Regions from separate parts of the Homo sapiens genome. Here regions 1 and 2 are each linked to region 3. A link is an interaction called in ENCODE POLR2A ChIA-PET data of the cell type or tissue named here. Cell type or tissue: OCI-LY7. All regions are shown on one strand.

Region 1 (4,000 bases), 200 kb before region 3:
TCAGGGCAGAAACTGAGATGTGTTTACTCTTGAACTACTTTCATTTCCCTCATCAACTTGGTTAGTAAAAACAATAACCACAAAAAAAACAAAACAAACAAACAAAAAAAGAACCAAAAAAAACTAATGAAATTACGAGAAGACAAATCTTCCATTGAGAGACACTCAGATTTAAACATTAATGAAAGTAGTACCTTTTAAAATTTGTGGAATATACCAAAAGTGGTAGTCTGAAAGAGTTTTATGGCTATACCTGCTCATATTAGAAAAAATATATATTGAGCAAATCAATAAATACAGAATAAACTCAAAGGAAGCAGAAGAAAATAATAAAGATAAAAGGAGATATAAATGAATTAGAAAACAAAGATTCAACAGGATCAAAGAAGAAAGTACTCAGAAAAGACTAAGAGAATAGATATCTTGGTAAAAACTGATTTAAAAAAGAGAAAAAGCCAAAATAAAATAATATTAGGAACGAAAAGTGGACATTACTGTAGTCTCACTCATGAACACAGATATAATTAATTCTAAGCAAAGAATTAATAAATCCAATTTGGTTATGATGTTTAATGCAGTAAGAGAAAAGCCACATAATCACCTCAATATTTGCAAAGAAAACATCTAATAACATTCTACATTCATTCATGACAAACAAAACAAAACAAAATCATAAGAATAAGTAAAATTTACTTAACCCTTAACTCATAATAATCTATCTCTAGTGACACAAATATTAATGTTGACTCATTGGAAGTATTCTTTTGAAAATCAGGAACGTGGCAAAGATGGCACTGTTGATTTTTCTATTTATTTGACATTAGGCTAGAAGTTCTAGAAGGCACAAAAATGGGAGAAAAATGGGTCAAAATAAGAAAACTGTCATTTGCAGAAATGGTTATCTAAACAGAAAAATGAAAACGATATCCCAACAAATTAGAAATGAATTTAGGTAGGCTACTGGTTAGAACATCACTATTCAAAAATCCATTGCATTTTTATAAATTGGCTAACAAAACAATTTTCAAAGACATGCAGTTTACACCAACAAAAACTGTAAGATATCCAGGAATAGCTCTAGCAAGATTTATGTGTCAACTTCCATGAAGAGAATTACGAAATACATGAAATACATTTCACTATTTAAAGGAGACCTAAGTAAATATATATTATATACATACATACGTATCCCCAAATTGATCTGATTTAGTGCCATTTATAATTTATATGGAGGAGCAAAGGCCTAGGAAAAGCCAAAACACATCTGAAGAGAGGGGATTTAGGGGCAGGAGTGAAAGAAGCATTTTGCCCTTATAGATATGAAGCCTTATTATGAAGCTAAATAATTAACTAATGATGCAGTGACAAACTGACGAAGCAAATAGCCCAGAAAAAGACCAAGCATATATAGATATTTGATATATATCATGGCATTACAATTCATTGTGGGGAAAGGCTGCACTACTCCAAAAATATAACTACTGGTTATATATAACCAGTACTGGATAAACTGGTTATATATAAATGAACTGTTAAGAAGTAGAACACAGAATTGTAAGAGTACATTAAAACTAATTCAAAATATATATATGCAAAAGGACAGGTTGGGGAGACAGGAAGGAAAGTAACTGGTTTCCATTCTCACACCAAACAGAAAACAATTCCTGACAATCAAGCAAATAAATACGAGAGGCAACTCTTTAATTATTTTAGAAGGAAAGAAGAACTTATGATCACAGGAAAGAGAAAAGTTTCTTAAATATTACATAAAAAGCTTTAAGTGCTAATTTTTCAAAAACTCAACTACATCAAGAACTTCTGGTCCTGGTCCTCAAAAGACACCATAGAAAATAAAAAGAGAATTCATGAATTGGAAGATTTCTTTAATATGTATGAAGAATTGGTATCCAAATTATATAGAGAAGTTCCACAAATGCGTAAAATATACTACATGATAGAAAACTGGGCAAAAGACATGAACTGGCTTATCTCTAAAGAAAACAACTTATATTAAATGATGCTCAACATTAGAAAACAAGGAAATACAAATTCAAACCACAATGAGACAGCCTTTTATCATTAGTCTGAACATACCATGAGTTGGTTAGAATGTGGATGAGCAGGAACACTACTCTTGTACCACAAAAGTATAAAATGATACAACCACTACTTTGAAAAATATTTTGGTACAATTATGTAAAGTTAAACATTTACACATTCCATGACTCAAAATTATCCTACTGTAGGTAAACATTCTAGGGAAACCTTTATGTACACACACCCTTGATATGCCTGTTACCCCCAAATTTATCTCAAGACCTCTTTCCTGAATTCCAAGCTCACATCCCAACTACCTGCTTGACATCTCTTCTAAAAACTCTTGAGTCATCTCAAACATAATATATGCAAAACTGAACTCTTGATTTCCCCTTAAATCTCCTTCACTCAGTCTTCCACATCTAGTCAATGACCATTTCATCCTTCTAATTTGCTCAGTCTAAAACCTTAATACCATCTCTGAATCCTCTATTTATCTCATATTCTGCATCCAATTTGTCAGGAAATTGAAGCAGCTCTGATTTCAAAATATACCCAGGGGAAAAAATATTTAGAATCAGATCAATTCTCACCACTTTCATTGTAACTACCCTGGCCCAGGTCATGATGAAAGCCCATCATTTCTTTCCTGGATTTGTTTAGTAGCTTCCTTTCTCTACTTACCTCTCCAGCTACATTCTCAGTAAAGCAGCCAACTACTTCTAAAAATTAAGTCTGATCACATCATTTTCCTATTCTTTTTTTTTTTTTTTTTTTTTTGAGACGGAGTCTCGCTCTGTCGCCCATGCTGGAGTGCAGTGGCGCGATCTCGGCTCACTGCAAGCTCCGCCTCCCGGGTTCACGCCATTCTCCTGCTTCAGCCTCCCGAGTAGCTGGGACTACAGGTGCCCGCCACCACACCTGGCTAATTTTTTTGTATTTTTAGTAGAGATGGGGTTTCACCACGTTAGCCAGGATGGTCTCAATCTCCTAACTTCGTGATCCACCCGTCTCGGCCTCCCAAAGTGCTGGGATTACAGGCGTGAGCTACTGTGCCCGGCCACGTCATTCTTCTATTCTAACCCACCCAGTGGCTCTTCATTTCACTAAGTATAAAACCAAAGTCCTCATACCGGCCAACAAAGTCACTGATCTGGTCTTTCTTCTTCATCATACTTTCCTAGGACCTCTTCTACAATTCTCTCCCTTGCTTGATTTCAGTCACAATGGCCTCCTTGTTATTCTTAAAAAGCATATTCGATACACTCCTGCCTTGGAGCTTGTGCACTGGGTGTTCTCTCATTCTGGGGCTCTTTTTGCCCAAAGATGGCTAATTTCCTCACATCCTTCAAGTCTTTGCTAAAAGGTCAATTTCTCAATAAAGCCTACCCTGACTTTCCTATATAAAATCACTACCCAGTAGACAAATGGGCAAGAGACACAATCAATCAATCAAGGGGAAAAAAATATGAAAAGATGTTCAACCTCATTCAAAATGAGAACTGCAAATTAAAACTACAGTGATATACAATTTCTCACTTATCAAACTGGAAAAAATGATTTACAATGAGTGTTAAGTTGAGGAGTAACATTCAAGTTATCTCCTCCCCAAATACTTACTAATTATCATACAAAGGGAAAAACAGTAAATTCAGAGTGGAGAAACCTGGCAGGCACCACCTTAACCAAGTGATCAAGGTAAACATAACCAGTATGAGAAAATTATCAGGTGACTCTTGGTAAGAAGTACTGAAAAAGGACTTAACATAATATTCATGGCACAGGTTAGCCTCCCTAATCCAAAAACACCCAAAACCTGAAATATTCCCAAATTCAAAACTTTTTGATAAAGCACCAACATGGCGCCACAAGTGGGGAATTCCACACCTCACCTCATGTGATGGGGTCACAGTCAAAAGTTTGTGTCATGCACAAAATCATTAAAAATATTGTATAAAAGTTA
Region 2 (4,000 bases), 57 kb before region 3:
TTAAAGAGTTCAAAGACTACATAAAACATTCGTTTCATAAAAATTGTACACACAGGAAAGTTCCTTGATTAAGAAAGCTAATAATTTGATACATAACGTCCATGGGATGCAAGTGAAATCCAAATTCTACCAACAGCATGCTGTGCTACAATGAGCTTGGGACTGGAAACTGGAAGACAGGTTCTTGCAGACTCTATCAGTAACTTTCCGTAAGGAACAACTCCTCTGGATCCCAGTCTGTGTATTAATATAAATGAAGTGATTGGAGTGTGACCAATTCCAGCTAAACAAAACAAAACCAAGATTTTGCATGTACATCATGATGAAGTCCAAAACAAAAAGATATTTCACATCTTGGGAATTGTGTGTTAACTGATAATCATTTGTTAGTGTCAGTAAAACTTTGACATTGATTGTGTCTTTATGTAAAATTAACCTTCAGGTTCCCGTTGGGCAATAAACAATGTTTACATACTTATTAAGTTCCAGCAAGTACTCATGCATGGAAGTAAAGTTCCGAGATGATAGGTTTAAATTTCCAATGAGGGCAAGAATCTAGATTTAAAAATAAATGAGTAGGATTCATAGATATTATAGCTCACTAGCTAAGCATGTGCTTTAGACTAAGACACTACTTTATTGCTTATTAGTGGGGCCTGGGGCACATTACTGAATTTTTCTAAGCCTCATTTTCTTATCTATGTGATGGGGGAAAGTAACTACTGTGTTTCACTGCTGCAAGTATTATTGAGGTAACTTTTGTGAAGTAGAATTCCTGACATGCACTGATCACTCAATAAATGCTAGTTATTGAAAAAAGCATATAAAAGCTGAGTATGGTGGTACATGCCTGTAGTCCCAGCTACTTGAGAGGCTGAGGTGGGAGGATTGCTTGAGCCCAGGAATTCAAGGCCAGCCTGGGCAACATAGTGAGACCCTATCTCTAAAAAATTTAAATTAAAAAATATGTATAAATTTTAAAAGCATATAAAGATCTCAACCCATTTACTTTTCACTCATTCTCTCTGCCAGCATTAATCTATACTAGGTAACTCTGAATTGAAGCTATTTGTGATATGGTCCATGGGAAATGTATAGGAAGAAAGAATAGGTGGGAACAGAAGTAGCAAAGAGAAAAGAGCCTAGGAAGAGACAAAGAGTAGCCATCAAGACAGGCAACTAGGCAATTGCAAGGTAGGGCAGGAAAAACACATTGAAGAGAAGTCAATGGAATTTATGAAGGTCGGGCTCTGCGCTGACTGGGAAGGCCATATTTGTGGTGGTGGCCTCTACTGTCCCAGATGGTGCATAAGGGAAAGAAGGCTCAATTTAGAATCAGAAGACTGGGGATGGATGCTCTGCCTGCTACTTACTAGGTTCTTACACAACATCTGGCACATTCCCCTCCTCTGTGAAATGAGAGGTTTGAACTAAGCTGACCTCTGTCCATCCTAGTTCAAAACATTCTCAAACACCAATTCAGTCTTTCATAAGCATCAGAACACCCCAGCCTCATATGAAAATCTCCCTGTTAAAGAACACAGCAGCAACTTCTTACCAATGATGTGGAGGAATCTCATGAAACAGTCTTTTTCTGCTTCATTCTTCCCCCTCACATCTTCTAGCACTTTCTTTGTAACAACTCTCTTGCCATTTACTGTCTGGCTACAAATGGTGACCAGTCTGAAGTTTCTCAGTCTGCTGCTTACAAAGGGTTCAAATGTCTCAGAGGTAGAGGTACTTGCTCTGGAGCCCAGAGATAAAAAAGTGGAAAATCCTGTGTCCAATATGGGAGCCACATCAAAGATGGAGGAGTGGAATCTCCTGGCTTTACCCACAAGGCCAAGGGAAAAATCATCACCTGAGAATCCTGAGAATGCATAGTTCCTCCTCCAAATGTTTTTTGTCTCTGCCATCTCCTCTGTTTCCCTTTTGGTTCGGTTCCTTCTGGACTTGTCATACTCATTTCATTTCCTGGCATCAGACAAGACCTCATAGGCCTCTTGCTACTTGTTTGAATTTCTCCTCAGATGCCTCTTTGTTCCCTGGGTTCTTGTCTGGGTGTACCTGCAGAGCCAACTGGTGATAAGCCTTCTTAATATCAGGGGAGGAAGCATTTTGAGGCACACCTAGTACTTTGTAGTAATTCACCATGTTTCTTTAAACAGCCTTTCCCCACCAAGACAGGGTTTATTTTTGGAAGAATTTCCATATAAGGTTGGAAAGGAAGATGGTGAACTATTCAAGTTTACACCAAGCCCTTTTGAATACTATCACAAGGCTCTTGGGATGAAGTATCTTCTGGAGAGAAGTTCCTCTTTGTTGTATGGATCCTTCACATGCCTCCACTCCCGCCCACCTTCTGTCAGCAGCTCCTTGTGGGTGGAGTGACTATGAGCTCAACATTCTCAGCCAATGACTCTCAGCTGATGGCTGTGCTTGCCTTGCCTTCCTATTGGTGGGAAATTTAGAGTGGATAATATACACTGTGGGGAGGCTTCACCTTATTTAAAAATCAACACTGAGCAGCTTATTCAGAGAGAAGCTGTTTGTGTGGCTCAAAAGTATTTCATTTGTTGAAGTAACAGTCACAAGCAAAATGGCTTTTGCACTTAAATCGGACACAAAATCCATTTTGGCTCACTGTAAGGGCTAATGCTTTCAGTGACTTCATGAGTATTTCCTAGTGCTATTTAATATTTTCTGCTGGCACAAGGTAGGTGATAAAGGGTCTGTATTACAAAAAAAAAAAAGCCAAAAAAACAAAAAACAAAAACCTGAAACACATTTCTGATGAAGGAAAATACATAAGGCCCATTTTATCAAATGAGAAAACTGGGTCATAGAGATGAAACTAGGCAGGCTTTTCAAAATAGTAGATTTACAAAATATAACTAGAATTGAAGACCTCCCATATATTGTCAAATAAGTCTTCTTCAGCTGATTAAAAATTTTTTTTAATTTAAATTTAAATTTTATTTTAAGTACATGTGCAGGATGTGCAGGTTTGTTACATAGGTAAATGTGTGCCATGGTGGTTTGTTGCACTATCAACCTATCACCTAGGTATTAAGCCCAGCATGCATTAGCTATTTTTCCTAATGCTCTCCTTCTCCCCAACCCACCCCTGACAGGCCCCAGTGTGTGTTGTTCCCCTCCCTGTGTCGATGTGTTCTCATTCTTCAGCTCCCACTTACAAGTAAGAACATGCAGTGTTTGGTTTTCTGTTCTTGCATTAGTTTGCTGAGGATAATGGCTTCCAGCTCCATCCATGTCCCTGCAAATGACATGGTCTCATTCCTTTTCAGGGCTTCACAGCATTCCATGGTGTCTATGTACCACGTTTTCTTTATCCAGTCTATCATTGATGGGCATTTGGGTTAATTCCATGTCTTTGCTATTGTGAATAGTGCTGCAATGAACAGACATGTGCATGTATCTTCATGATAGAATGATTTATATTCCTTTGGGTATATACCCAGTAATGGGACTGCTGAATCAAATGGTATTCCTGATTCTAGATCTTTGAGGAATTGCCACACTGTCTTCCAAAATGGTTGAACTAATTTACATTCACACCAACAGTGTAAAAGCATTCCTATTTCTCCACAACCTTGCCAGCATCTGTTGTTTCTTGACTGTTTAATAATTGCCATTCTGACTGGTGTAAGATGGTATCTCATTGTGGTTTTGATTTGCATTTACCTAATAATCTGTGATGTTGAGTTTTTTTCATGTTTCTTGGCTGCACTAATGTCTTCTTCTGAGAAGTGTTTTTTCATGTCCTTTGCCCAGTTTTTAATGGGGTTGTTTGTTTTTTTCTTGTAAATTTGTTTAAATTCCTTGTAGATTCTGGATATTAGACCTTTGTCAGATGGAGAGATTGCAAAATTTTTCTCCCACGCTATAGGTTACCTGTTCACTCTGATGATAGTTTCTTTTGCGGTACAGAAGCTCTTTTGTTTAATTAGATCCCATTTGTCAATTTTTGCTTTTGTTG
Region 3 (4,000 bases):
ACAATCTGTACTTTCTTTGCTTTTGTTTTGTCTTGGTTTTATTTTTATCTTCCTCTATATTTTAGTATCAAAGATTAACAAAGCTGGACTCTAAAGTGGCAAGGACAGACTTTAATCAGTAAGTAATAGAGACAATCTACAATAGAGTAATCAGAGAATAGAGATAAGCATCCAGCATGAACTGAACTCTGATTTGTATAGAGATGACCAACTAAAATAGGAGTAGGACGGGGGTGAATGAGGGCTCAGGAGAGTCAGAGAAGTGAAACATAACAAAGGGTTCACATCACAAAGTGGTAACGCCAGCTGTTTCTGGTAGGTGATAGTTACAAACACTAGGATTCTATCTTCCTACAGACTGGGAGACAGGGGCCCTATTCTTCTTGATTGTATTTCAAATAAATGGCTTTTGGGTCCTTGAGAAAGACACCCCTGAGTTGTAGGAGATACATGTACATCTCAAAGAGACAGAGGAAGGAGTCACAGTTGCAAGCCCTTTTTAGTAAATGTTCTAAGAAAGGGTGGTCAGGGCATACTGCCAGGTGTTGGCTCAAACAAATAGTAAGTTATTTGGCATTCTTGAGCTTTCTTAGTGAGGCACTTTAAAAGGAGCTAATGTCAACCTAGTGATGTGGCCTTGAAATGGTGGAGGAGAGAAAGTTCTTAAAAAAAAAAAAAAAAGAAAGTATGTTAGTTTTTGTACAAGTCTTTATAGGCCAAGACTGATACCTTACCAAGAAGAGGGCTTAGAGGAGAAGAGCTAGTCTGGTCAAGGAAAATATTTGTCATTAGTTATTTATTGCTGTGTAACAAACTACCCCAAAACTTAGCAGCTTCTAACAACACACACTTATTATCTCACACTTTCTGTGGGTCAGGAGTCCTGGTGTGGCTTAGTTGAATCCTCTGCTTCAGGGTCTCTCACACGGCTGCAATCAAGGTAATGGACAGGGCTCTTCTCTCCTGAAGGCTAGATTTGGGGAGGATCTGCTTTCTTACCTATATGGTTGGAGGCAGGATTTGGTTCCTTATGGGCTGCTCAACTGAAGTCCTCAGTTTTTGTCACATGGGCTTCTCCATAGGGTAGCTCACAACATGGCAGCTGGCTTTATCAAAACAAGTGATATGTGGGGAAAAGTCAGAGTAAGAGTGTAAGCAAGACAGAAGTCCTAGCCTTCTATAGCCCAACTTCAGAAGGGAAATCCTATCACTTTTGCCACATTCTTTTTGGTAAGGGCAAGTCATTAGGTCTAGACTAACACAAAGGCATGAATGCCAGGAAGTGGGGACAATTGGGAGCTGTTTAAGAAGGCTACCTGCCACACTCTAGCAATTGGGGAGTTGTAAAGTCTGTTTTAAATAATATGCTTACATTTTTATTTTTCAATTAACTTTAGAAATGCAATGATGATGAAATGATGAAATCAGTCTACTTAACTTCTCTCTTTTCTCTTCCCACCTCTTAGTTTGGAAAGCAAATATGATTCTTGTTCCAGTCTATTGTCATCAAAATATTATGATTTATATTATGTATTTTTTTAGTATTAAAACAACTATATTTAATTTTATGACTTAAAATGCCAATTACTTAAATATGTGTAGTAGACTTAAAGCTCACGGCTTAACCTTTTGTACATCATGACTTTCTCATTCATGAATTTTATTTTATGGTTACTTATCTGTTTATTGTCTTAATTTTTTTTCCTGACAGATTTTTCAGAGGTGCATAAATGCTATTTTTCTTGAATTCTTGCATATTTGAGAATTTATTTCTGTCATGATTACACATGAAGGTGGTTAGACCAGATAAGTATCGGGGGAACCAGCCCCCAATATTTCAATGTAGGTTCTTTTCTATTTTCCCTAAGTGTCGGCCGGTCTAAGAAATAAAGGGAAAGAGCACAAAAGAGAGAAATTTTAAAGCTGGGTGTCCGGGGGTTACATCACAGGTCATCAGGTTCCGTGATGCCCCCAAGCCAAAAAACCAGCAAGTTTTTATTATGGATTTCAAAAGGGGAGCGGGGTACAAATAGAGTATGGGTCACAGAGATCACATGCTTCAAGGGCAATAAAATATCACAAGGCAAATGGGGGCAGAGTGAGATCACAGGACCAGGGAGAAATTAGAATTGCTGATGAAGTTTCATGTCCCACTGGGCACGCATTGTCATTGATAACATCTTATCAGGAGACAAGTTTTGAGAGCAGACAACTGGTCTGACTAAAATTTACTAGGCAGGAATTTCCTAATCCTAATAAGCCTGAGGGCACTGCAGGAGACCGGGGCTTATTTCATCCCTTATCTACAACTGTATAAGACAGACACTCCCAGAGTGGCCATTTTAGAGACCTCCCCCTAGGAATGCATTCTCTTTCTCAGAGCTGTTCCTTGCTGAGAGAAAGAATTCAGACATATTTCTCCTATTCACTTTTGTAAGAAGAGAAATATGACTCTGTTCTGTCTGGCCCAGCAGGCAGTCAGGCCCAGTGGTTATCTCCCTTGTTCCCTGAAAATCGCAGCCATGCTGGTCCTTTTGGATGCCCAGATTTCATATTGTTCAAACACACATGCTCTACAAACAATTTGTGCAGATAACGCAATCATCACAGGATCCTGAGGCGACATACATCCTCAGTTTACGAAGATGACAGCATTAAGAGATTAAAATAAAGACAGGCCTAGGAAATTATAAGAGTATTGACTGGGGAAGTGATAAATGTCCAAGAAATCTTCACAATTTATGTTCAGCGATTGCAGTAAAGACAGGCATAAGAAATTATAAAAGTATTAATTTGGAGAATGAATAAATGTCCATGAAATCTTCACAGTTTATGTTCTTCTGCCATGGCTTCAGCTGGTCCCTTCATTCAGGGTCCCTGACTTCCTGCAACAGATATGGAATGTTTTTTCTTCCTATGTTTGTTAGCCATTGCTCCATTTTCTTCTAACATTTAACATTGCTTAGAATATGCCTGATTCCTTTGTTTATGAAGATGACCTTTTTCCTTCTGCCTAGATGACTATAGGATTCTATTTCTTTTAGTCCTTAAAGTTCTAGAAAGAAAGCTTTTATTAAATTTGATTGGAATATGGTGAGCCTTTTCAAAATTCAATTTGAAAACTTACTTTAGTTCATAACATTCTTCTATTGTGTAATTTTTCATTTCCATTTGCTCATTCACATCTTCAAAGATAAAAGTCACTCATGTTTTAGTTCTCCATTGTCCATGGTCTACAACTTTCATCTTCTTTCTGATCACCTTCATTCCATGTCATTTTCCACCAAATTCCATGTGATTATTTTCTTCAATAGCTTCCTCTTCATGTCCAATTTTCTGCCGTTTAAATTCTCTTCCTTGGTACTTTTAATGTGATTTTCAGTTATTTAATTTCTTCTCATTTGATTCCTCTGCTTTTCTAGATTTCTCTTATTTTTACTGTTGCATGGGTTCTGTGATTTTTTTTTTCTAGATTAAAAAAAAAAACTACCTAAACTCTTTGAAGGAAGTCGATGAGATCTAGTTGATTTGCTTAAGAATAAAGGGAGTGATTTTCCTGCTTTTCCCTCTGTTTACCTGAGTAGTGTTTGAATCATCCACTTATAATGTAAGCTGGAGCACTAATGTTGATGGCTTATAATGTTTGGTTAGTCACTCAGTGATGGATGAGCTGGGTCAGGAGGAAAATTTGCTATGAATGAGGAAGAGACTCAGGAAGAGATTCATACTTTTTTTTTTTCCTACTTATTACCCACTTTTTTCCACAAAGCATTGGGAGGGAATTGTAATAATATAAAAAGCAATTTAAAAAACTAACATCAGAAAGAAAATACCAACACAAGAGGAGAAGAAAAAAATGAAGATATGTAGCTGTAGCATCCTACAAAGTTATTAAAATTAACTTACAGTGAGATGTTTAAGCTTCCTGACAACCAAATCAAGAAGAAACGTGTAATTAGATATATGATTCTCATTGACTCTAAAAGAAAACCTAACAGTT

What was found. ChIA-PET counts read pairs that join two places held together with the same protein. Peaks named below come from ENCODE experiments on the same cell type or tissue, not always from the same donor. Only the 100,000 strongest peaks of a DNase experiment are listed, where the experiment ranks them.
Region 1: POLR2A ChIA-PET joins it to region 3 with 5 read pairs; 3 of 35 experiments call an interaction of 5 or more read pairs at or near these places.
Region 2: POLR2A ChIA-PET joins it to region 3 with 5 read pairs; 4 of 35 experiments call an interaction of 5 or more read pairs at or near these places.

Annotation. Positions count from the first base shown.
Region 1 is chr1:84,485,405-84,489,404 of GRCh38, reverse strand. All of the region lies in intron 3 of RPF1 (ribosome production factor 1 homolog), which reads right to left. Among named protein-coding and RNA genes, the nearest start is that of RPF1, 8.1 kb to the right of the region's middle. In OCI-LY7, no CTCF peak of the experiment used is centred here; no DNase peak of the experiment used is centred here.
Region 2 is chr1:84,342,832-84,346,831 of GRCh38, reverse strand. The region is part of intron 3 of SAMD13 (sterile alpha motif domain containing 13); the gene reads right to left. Among named protein-coding and RNA genes, the nearest start is that of SAMD13, 43 kb to the right of the region's middle. In OCI-LY7, no CTCF peak of the experiment used is centred here; no DNase peak of the experiment used is centred here.
Region 3 is chr1:84,285,910-84,289,909 of GRCh38, reverse strand. No RefSeq gene overlaps it. Among named protein-coding and RNA genes, the nearest start is that of SAMD13, 14 kb to the left of the region's middle. RefSeq lists a silencer at 2,177-2,377. In OCI-LY7, no CTCF peak of the experiment used is centred here; a DNase peak (open chromatin) is centred at 2,299.